3 separate regions of the Homo sapiens genome follow, and all the other regions are linked to region 3. The links are chromatin loops, found by intact Hi-C in ENCODE. Cell type or tissue: HCT116. All regions are shown on one strand.

Region 1 (2,500 bases), 290 kb before region 3:
AAAAACAGAAAAAAAAAACACAAAACCCCTAGAACACACAAAAAAATCCAGAAAAAAAACCTGAAATAAAAGCCCGAGAATTGTCTTCCAAGGGGGGGTGGGAGGGGAAGAGGAGGGGGGCGGATGAGGACGTCTGATTCTCGCTGAGACAGGGCTCGGCACGCGCTGAAAGCCCCGGTGCCCAGGTCTTCCCTTTCGCGGGCTTCAGTTCATCCCTCAAGGGATTGGGACCCAGGCGTCCACGTACAGGGACTGGAGGAAGATTAGGGACGCGGGATTATAACATGGGGGTTCATTCCTACCCCCCATCACCTCCCTTCCCCTGACTCCCCACCAAGATTTTGCAGAGAGAAATGGCTTTTGTACCAGGTCATTCTTTATAATTAAACTCACAGTATCCACCCCCTCGAGCCGGCCCCGCCTCCTTCCTGGGAAGGCAACGCCCCCTGTCCTCCGGGGCTCCGGGTGGGTGGCCCCAGCCCGCGGGGCGGTGCGCAAGCGCTGCCGGGGCCCGCCCGGGCGTCAGGCCTCCTCGTTCGGCTCCGCCCCCAGGGCCTCGAGCATGCGCCGCCGGACCAGGGAGCGGCGCAGGTGCAGGCGGTAGTCGCCCAGCAGGAGGTCGTCGTGGCGCACGATCTGGTGCGCAAGCCCGCGGGGACTGAGCCCGGAGCGCAGCAAGCGCGAGCGCGTCTGGAAGTCCGTGACCGCGATGAGCCACCTGTAAGGGGGGTGGGGACGGAAAAGGAACTCGCAGGTCGTTTCAGCCCTGGCTTTGATCGTCGAAGAGTCCCTGCCTGGTCCCTGGAGTCGTTTACAGGCCCTGGTCCAGCGGACCATCGCTCCGTCCCTAAACTCCCCTCCAGCCCTGCCCTCTCGCCTGGGTCGCTCTAGGCTCCTTACGCTCTCTTAGCCTGGTTCTGCGTCCTAATCACTGTCTGTCGAGGCTCCATCTCAAACCGCCCAAAGGCCCGACCCTCCACTGGCGACTGCAGGCTGCGCTCTACCCTAGGCACTCCAGGCCTGTCCCCACCCTATCACCCCTGGCCCCACACCTACTATGTGCTCAGTCTCTTCCACCCCCTCACAGCTGCCTTTCCAGGCTCAGACCTCTATCCCGGTCACTACTGGGTCACTCAAACTCGGGCCCCTACTCACTCGAGATCCCTCCTTCTCTCTGATCTCACCGGACCTTACCTCCAACCGCGCTCACTCTTGGCCCCGCCCCTCAGTGGCTCTGCACCAATCTCGCTCTTATCTAGTCCCTCCTGGCCCCGCCCCCCCAAGCTGTCACTCCACTGTCGCCCCGCCTCACAACACCCTTACACCAACCACGCTCTTATCTAGTGGCTCCGGGGCCCGCCCCTCAGCACCCTTACACCAACCACGCTCTTATCTAGTCGCCCCGGGCCCCGCCCATTCATGCTTTCACTCTTGGCCACGTCCCTCAGCGCTCTAAAACCAACCACGCTCTTACCCGGTCGCCCCGGGCCCCGCCCCTCCCGCTCGCTCCAGGCCCCGCCCCCGCCGCTTACTCACCGGTTCCGGCGCCCAGCAGTCCCACAGATGACGTTCATGTTCTCAAAGCGGATGCTGCTCACGCGCCCGCTCTCCATGGCCCCTGGTAACTGGGCCTCCAGGGCTTGCAGCACCTCCAGGTGGGTAAAATCCTCCTCGGGCTGCGGGTGTCGGAGAGAGAACCTCAGCCCGTGGCCTCCTGGTTCATTTTGGGTTCAGAAGTCACCACCCTAGACCCCACCTGCAGAACCTGCCACAGAGTTCCAGGTGGCATTTGAGGGGCAAGGATCGCTCTTAATCCCAGGGTACTGTCGCTATGGTCAAAGGAGACGACAGATTATCTCTCAGATGGGAAAGCATCTACTATCACTCTAGGTCATTCTCCAAAAAAATCAATTCTCACCAAGCCAATTTGCCCCAAAGTCAATGAACAGTTGGCTGAATGATTCACCAACTTAGCCAACTTTACGAATCTACCAAAAACTTTCCCAGCAATTTGCAATGGATGCGCCTGAAAGTTCTTGAAAATTTCTGCCAGGATTTAAGTTACACACCTTTCCTTTTATATTCGTATTAGCATTTTAAGAATGTTCAGTAGTCAAAAGATAAGGGTCATAGGGGTTTTGATGTCTTGTCAATCTATTTAACATTCAGAAACGTGGACTGATCACTAAACACAGTTGCATCACGTGATTAGCATGTCAAGGGTGATAACAGTTGTCATAGCACATAAAATTGCTGAGGAACTAAAATGAAATGAAAATTTTCACGATTTCACTGAAAAATGATGTCACTTCCAGAAAGTCATTCCTTGACTGGGGTGAGAGGGGAGGCTGGAGAGTCCCTTGCTCAAAGCCACAAAGAAGTGGAGTGATGGGGTGGAGACTGATCCCTAAAACGAGGACAGCAATCCCTGTATGCAGGGTGGAGAGTTACACGGATTAGCTGAGAGGGTACCTTGGAGGCCTGTGCCTGGCACACAGTA
Region 2 (2,500 bases), 340 kb before region 3:
TGGGAGGCTGAGGCAGGAGAATCGCTTGAACCTGGGAGGCAGAGGTTGCAGTGAGCCGAGATCGTGTCACTGCACTCCAGCCTGGGTGACAAGAGCGAAACTCCATCTCAAAAAAATTTTAAAAATAAATAAATAAATAAAAATAAAGCAAGGAAGAGGACAAGGGTTTTTTTTTTAGACAGGATGGCCAGAGAAGACCTCTCTGAAGAGGCGGCATTTGTGCAAAAGCCTGAACGAAGTGAGGAAGCAAGCTATGCTGAGATCTAGCGGGAAAGGATTCCAAGCAGAGGGAGCAGCCGTGCAAAGGTCCTGGGGCATTAGTGTGCTGTCAGAGGAAGGAGGTGGCCAGTGTGGCTGCAGCCTGGGAGCAAGGGCAGGTGGTAGAAGATGAAGTTGGTGAGGGTCAGGGTGGGGAGTGGCAGGGCAGGCAGCTCAGGTTAGCTCAGCTAACCCTAACCCTCCTAGGCCGTGGCATGGACTTTGTGCTTAGCCCAAAAAGTGATGATGGGTGCCATGTGATTGACACCGGTGAGAAATTGATCTGAATGTAGAAGGCATCCCTGTCCCCACTGGCCCAGTCCTGCCCCCACCCTTTCCTCCACAATGTGTGTCCCCTTCCTTCTGGGCCTGGCAGAAAGTGTGATTAAGATAGAAGACTTTGGAGTCAGAGAGATCTGGGTTCGAATCCAAGGCTGATAATCACCAGCTGTGTGACCTTGAGCCCCCCCAACCCCCCCTTTTTTTTGAGACAGGGTCTCACTTTGTCACCCAGACTGGAGTGCAGTGGCATGAACAAGGATCTTTGCAGCCTCGACCTCTTGGGCTCAAGTGATCCTCTCACCTCAGCCCCACAAGTAGTTGGGACTACAGGCGTGTGCCACCAAGCCAGGCTAATTTTTTAAAATTTTCTGTACAGACGGGGTTTCGCCATGTTGCCCAGGCTGGTCTCAAACTCCTGGGCTCAAGCGATCCTCCCTCCTCGGCTTCCCAAAGTGCTGGGATTACAGGAGTGAGCCACCACCCCTGGCCCACCTTGGGCTCTTTTGAAAGCCTTAGTTTCCTCCTCTGTAAAATAGAGACAATTTCCATGTCCTGGAATTGTTGGGCAATTCAATGAGCTTCTGCCTCTAAAGTGCCAAGCGCCTGGCACGTAACATGGTAAGCCTCCGTAAGGTCTAGACCTGTGGTTCTCAACCTGGGAGCTTCTGTCTCCCAGGGGACACTTGGCAATGTCTAGAGACATTTTTGGTTGTCATGACTGGGGAGGGGAGTGCTACTGGCATCTAGTGGTAGAGACCGGGGATGCTACTCAACATCCCACAGGGCTCAGAACACCCTCCACAAACCAATGAATCACCAAAGGATTATCCGGCCCCAACATCCAGTGGAACATAGCATGAGCACATACCCTAAATGCCCTCAAATATCCTAGTGGCCATGTTAAAGAGAAGGGGAAAATAATTAGGTGACATTTATTTTAACAACATATTTTACTTATAACAGTGTATCTAAAACATTATCATTTCAACATAGAATCAATACAGAAATTATTATTTTTTTTTGAGACAGAGTCTCACTCTGTCACCCAGGCTGGAGTGCAGTGGCAGGATCTCGGCTCACTGCAACCTCCACCTCCTGGGTTCAAGTGATTCTCCCACCTCAGCCTCCTGAGTAGCTGGGATTACACACGCCCACCACCACGCCTGGCTAATTTTTGTATTTTCTGATAGAGACGGGGTTTCACCATGTTGGCCAGGCTGGGCTCAAATACCTGGCCTCAAGTGATCCACTCACCTCAGCCTTCCAAAGTGCTGGGATTACAGGTGTGTGTCACCACACCTGACATTTTTTTTTTCTGGGGGGGAGACAGGTCCCTGCTCTGTCACTCAGGCTTGATCTCAGCTCACTGCAGCCTCCAACTCCTGAGCTCAAGCGATCCTCCCACCTCAGCCTCCCAAGTATTCGGGACTCCAGGCACCCACCACCTGCCTGGCTAATTTCTGTTTATTTTTTTGTAGAGACGGGGGGCGTCTCACTATGTCACCCAGGCTGGTCTGGAACTCCTGCCTTGGCCTCCCACAGTCTTAGGATTACAGGCTTGAGCCACCACGCCTGGCTATAGACATTTAAATTCTTTCTTGTTTTCATATGGCATATCCTTGAAATCCAGTGTGTAGTTCGCATGCATGGTGCATCTCCGTTTGGGCCGGCCACGTTTAAACTAAAGTGCTCCTGGTCCGTACCTGGCAGGTGGCTGCTGTCCTCAGTGGTGCGGGTTTAGGGTGGAGTATTTATTCCTGAGGCTCTTAGCACAGAACCTGCATCCACTCATGGTGATCTTAATTTTTTCTCTCTCTCTTTGTCCTGTGCCACTGGCCATTACCCGCAGGAGACCTGTGCCAGGATCCTCCTGTATCGAGGTGCCGACAAGGATGTGAAGAACAACAACGGACAGACCCCCTTCCAGGTCTGGGGCTGCAGGGGATGTGCTGGAGTTTCC
Region 3 (2,500 bases):
AGACCAGCATGGCCAACATGGCAAAACTCCGTCCCTACTAAAATTACAAAAATTGGCAGGAGAATCGCTTGAACCTGGGGGTTCGGAGGTTGCAGTGAGCCGAGATCACAGCCACTGCACTCCAGCCTGAACAGAGCGAGATTCTGCCTCAAAAAAAAAAAAAAAAAAAAAAAAAAAACACTAATGCGAGACCTCGGGAAGGTGCGATATAAGATCATAGAGGGAACGCAGGTCCGAACTTGAGGCCTTGTGGGGTCTGATGTGGCCCACAGTGCCTGAGAGTCACCCAAAGGGTCCCCCACTCTTGGACACACAACTGGACTACATTTCCGGGTCGTCCTTGCAGCCAGGAGCAACCACGTGACAGATTCCCACCAATGGAACAGGGGCAAAAGTAATCCTGGCAAAGACGATGCGAGGCATCTGGGCTGATTACTTGGTGTCTGCAGCTTCAAGAACCAGGTTCAATTCCCCTCCAAGTGCACCTGGGCTGCCTCCTCTTAATCTTGCTGCACCGCAGCAGCCCCTCCCCAACCCGGTAAAATGTGGGCGATAATTCCTTTCTTACAAGGTTAGTAAATAAAATGACGGGTTTAAAAATCTGGCAATCCTTTACCTAATCACTTCCTGAGGGGATTCGGGAAAGATTGTGTTGGGCGATTCTGGAAACTGTGCTCCTCTGATGGTGGAGGCCCACTCGGTCACAACCCCCTGAGAGACAAGACATGGGGAGATCCAGGTCCCATTGGCCGGGCCGTGTTCGGCAGGAGATCTCCCAGTACGCTTGGGCAGGGGAGTCAGGGAGGAAGCCTGTTCTGCTCCTTTTCCCGTGGGGTGCAGAGAGCGAGCAAGTCGGCATTCCAGGCGGTGGGAACTGCTAGGGCGGAAGCAGGAAAGCTGGAGAGAGCCTGGTGTTCCAGGGGTCCAGCTCTAGAAACGGGTGGCGGCTGGGGAATCTTGGCTGGGAAAACAGGCCCACACCTCCACCTTGTGGCCAATTGGGAATTTGCAGGCACGGCCTCTCAAACTACTTAAGGGCGCTTGGGTGCAGTTGGATGGGGTGCTGCAGACGGAAAGCGTGCGGGGCGAGTTGAAGGGGCCCAGATCGAGTGCTCTGACTGAGAAAACAAAGGGGGGTGGTGACAGTTATCAGGGACACGTTCGGCTGCTTCAGGAAAATCCCCCAGAGCAAGGAGTGCACAAAGTGGATCTTTACCATTATTTATGTATTTATTTATTTCTGTTGAGACAGTGTCTCACTCTGTCACCTGGGATGGAGTGCAGTGGCGTGATGACGGCTCACTGCAGCTTCAGCCTCCTAGGCTCAAGTTATCCTCCAGCCTCACCTTCCCCAGTAGCTGGGACTACAGGAGTGTGCCATTACGCCCAGATAATTTTTACATTTTTTTTGTACAGACAGGGTCTCCCTTTGTTGCCCAGGCTGGTCTCCAACTCCCAGGCGCAAGCGATCCTCCTGCCTCAGCCTTCCAAAGGGCTGGGATGACACCCCCAGCCTCCCAAACGCACCCCCACCGCACCTAGCCTTTCTTTTGTTTCTTTTTTTTTTTTTTTTTTTTTTGAGAGGGAGTCTTGCTCTGTCGCCCAGACTGGAGTGTAGCAGCGCGATCTTGGCTCACTGCAACTTCCGCCTCCCAGGTTCAAGTGATTCTCCTGCCTCGGCCTTCCGAGTAGCTGGGATTACAGGCGCTGACCACCACGCCTGGCTAATTTTTGTATTTTTAGTAGAGACAGGGTTTCACCATGTTGGCCAGACTGGCCTCGAACTCCTGACCTCAAGTGATCCGCCTGCCTCAGCCTCCTAAAGTGCTGGGATTACAGGCATGAGTTACCGCATCCAGCCGATTTCTAAGGGTTTTGACTCCAGTCCCTGGCTCACTGACTGTATCTCTGGACCCACCTGGGACCTGAGGTAACTTGATGCCCTGAAGGGAAGGATGCAAGCATGGCTGCCTTTGGAACCTGCTAGTTTTAGAGCCCAAGGGCCTTGAGCAAACATAAGCAGTAGGCAGGTAGGTCGTGGTTACAGGAGGCCATGGGCAGGACCCAGCGCAATCCCAGTGATAGTAGGCATGGGGTGTTTGTGTCACCCCACTCCCAGCTCCAGGTAGCTCAGCAGAGAGAGAGAGACAGAGACAGAGAGAGAGAGAGAGAGAGAGAGAGAGAGAGGGAGAGAGAGAGACTGACTCTGTTTGAGAGAAAGCAAGGGAAGAGAGCAAGAGTCTCTGCCTGGTAATCCAGATAAATCTTCTGGATCTTATCTAAGACCACTAAGATAGTACCTCTATGAGTTTGCAAGAACCACAGCATTAATGGGCTTGGGGAGCCCCCTAATGCAGACATGGCTTAGATCACAACACCCAAGTACTTTTGAATACCTGGAAAGCCTCCCCAAAAAGGACAGGTACAAACAAGCCTTGTCTGCAAAGACTACAATAAATACCTAACATGGCCAGGCATGGTGGCTCATGTCTAATCCCAG

What was found. Peaks named below come from ENCODE experiments on the same cell type or tissue, not always from the same donor. Only the 100,000 strongest peaks of a DNase experiment are listed, where the experiment ranks them.
Region 1: a loop joins it to region 3, with 6 times the contacts of the local background. A loop is called at or near these places in 5 of 110 quality-filtered maps.
Region 2: a loop joins it to region 3, with 4 times the contacts of the local background. A loop is called at or near these places in 5 of 110 quality-filtered maps.

Annotation. Positions count from the first base shown.
Region 1 is chr19:50,657,165-50,659,664 of GRCh38, reverse strand. It overlaps C19orf81 (chromosome 19 open reading frame 81), which reads right to left. Exons shown (of 5, transcript NM_001195076.2): 4 at 1,537-1,676; 5 at 359-718. The coding sequence ends at 523. SHANK1 (SH3 and multiple ankyrin repeat domains 1) reads left to right here. Exons shown (of 24, transcript NM_016148.5): 24 at 1-410. It also overlaps a transcript of SYT3 not described here. Among named protein-coding and RNA genes, the nearest start is that of C19orf81, 9.0 kb to the right of the region's middle. RefSeq lists a silencer at 1,415-1,504 and an enhancer at 1,725-1,794. In HCT116, no CTCF peak of the experiment used is centred here; DNase peaks (open chromatin) are centred at 534 and 1,384; H3K4me3 peaks cover 2,277 bases; H3K27ac peaks cover 1,575 bases.
Region 2 is chr19:50,704,404-50,706,903 of GRCh38, reverse strand. SHANK1 (SH3 and multiple ankyrin repeat domains 1) reads left to right here. Exons shown (of 24, transcript NM_016148.5): 9 at 2,390-2,467. Among named protein-coding and RNA genes, the nearest start is that of SHANK1, 14 kb to the left of the region's middle. In HCT116, a CTCF peak has its summit at 1,296 (motif pointing left); a DNase peak (open chromatin) is centred at 1,293.
Region 3 is chr19:50,367,237-50,369,736 of GRCh38, reverse strand. The region is part of intron 3 of LOC105372437 (a long non-coding RNA gene); the gene reads right to left. It also overlaps a transcript of NAPSA not described here. Among named protein-coding and RNA genes, the nearest start is that of NAPSA, 2.8 kb to the right of the region's middle. RefSeq lists an enhancer at 895-954. In HCT116, a CTCF peak has its summit at 989 (motif pointing left); DNase peaks (open chromatin) are centred at 376 and 996; H3K4me3 peaks cover 1,150 bases; H3K27ac peaks cover 987 bases.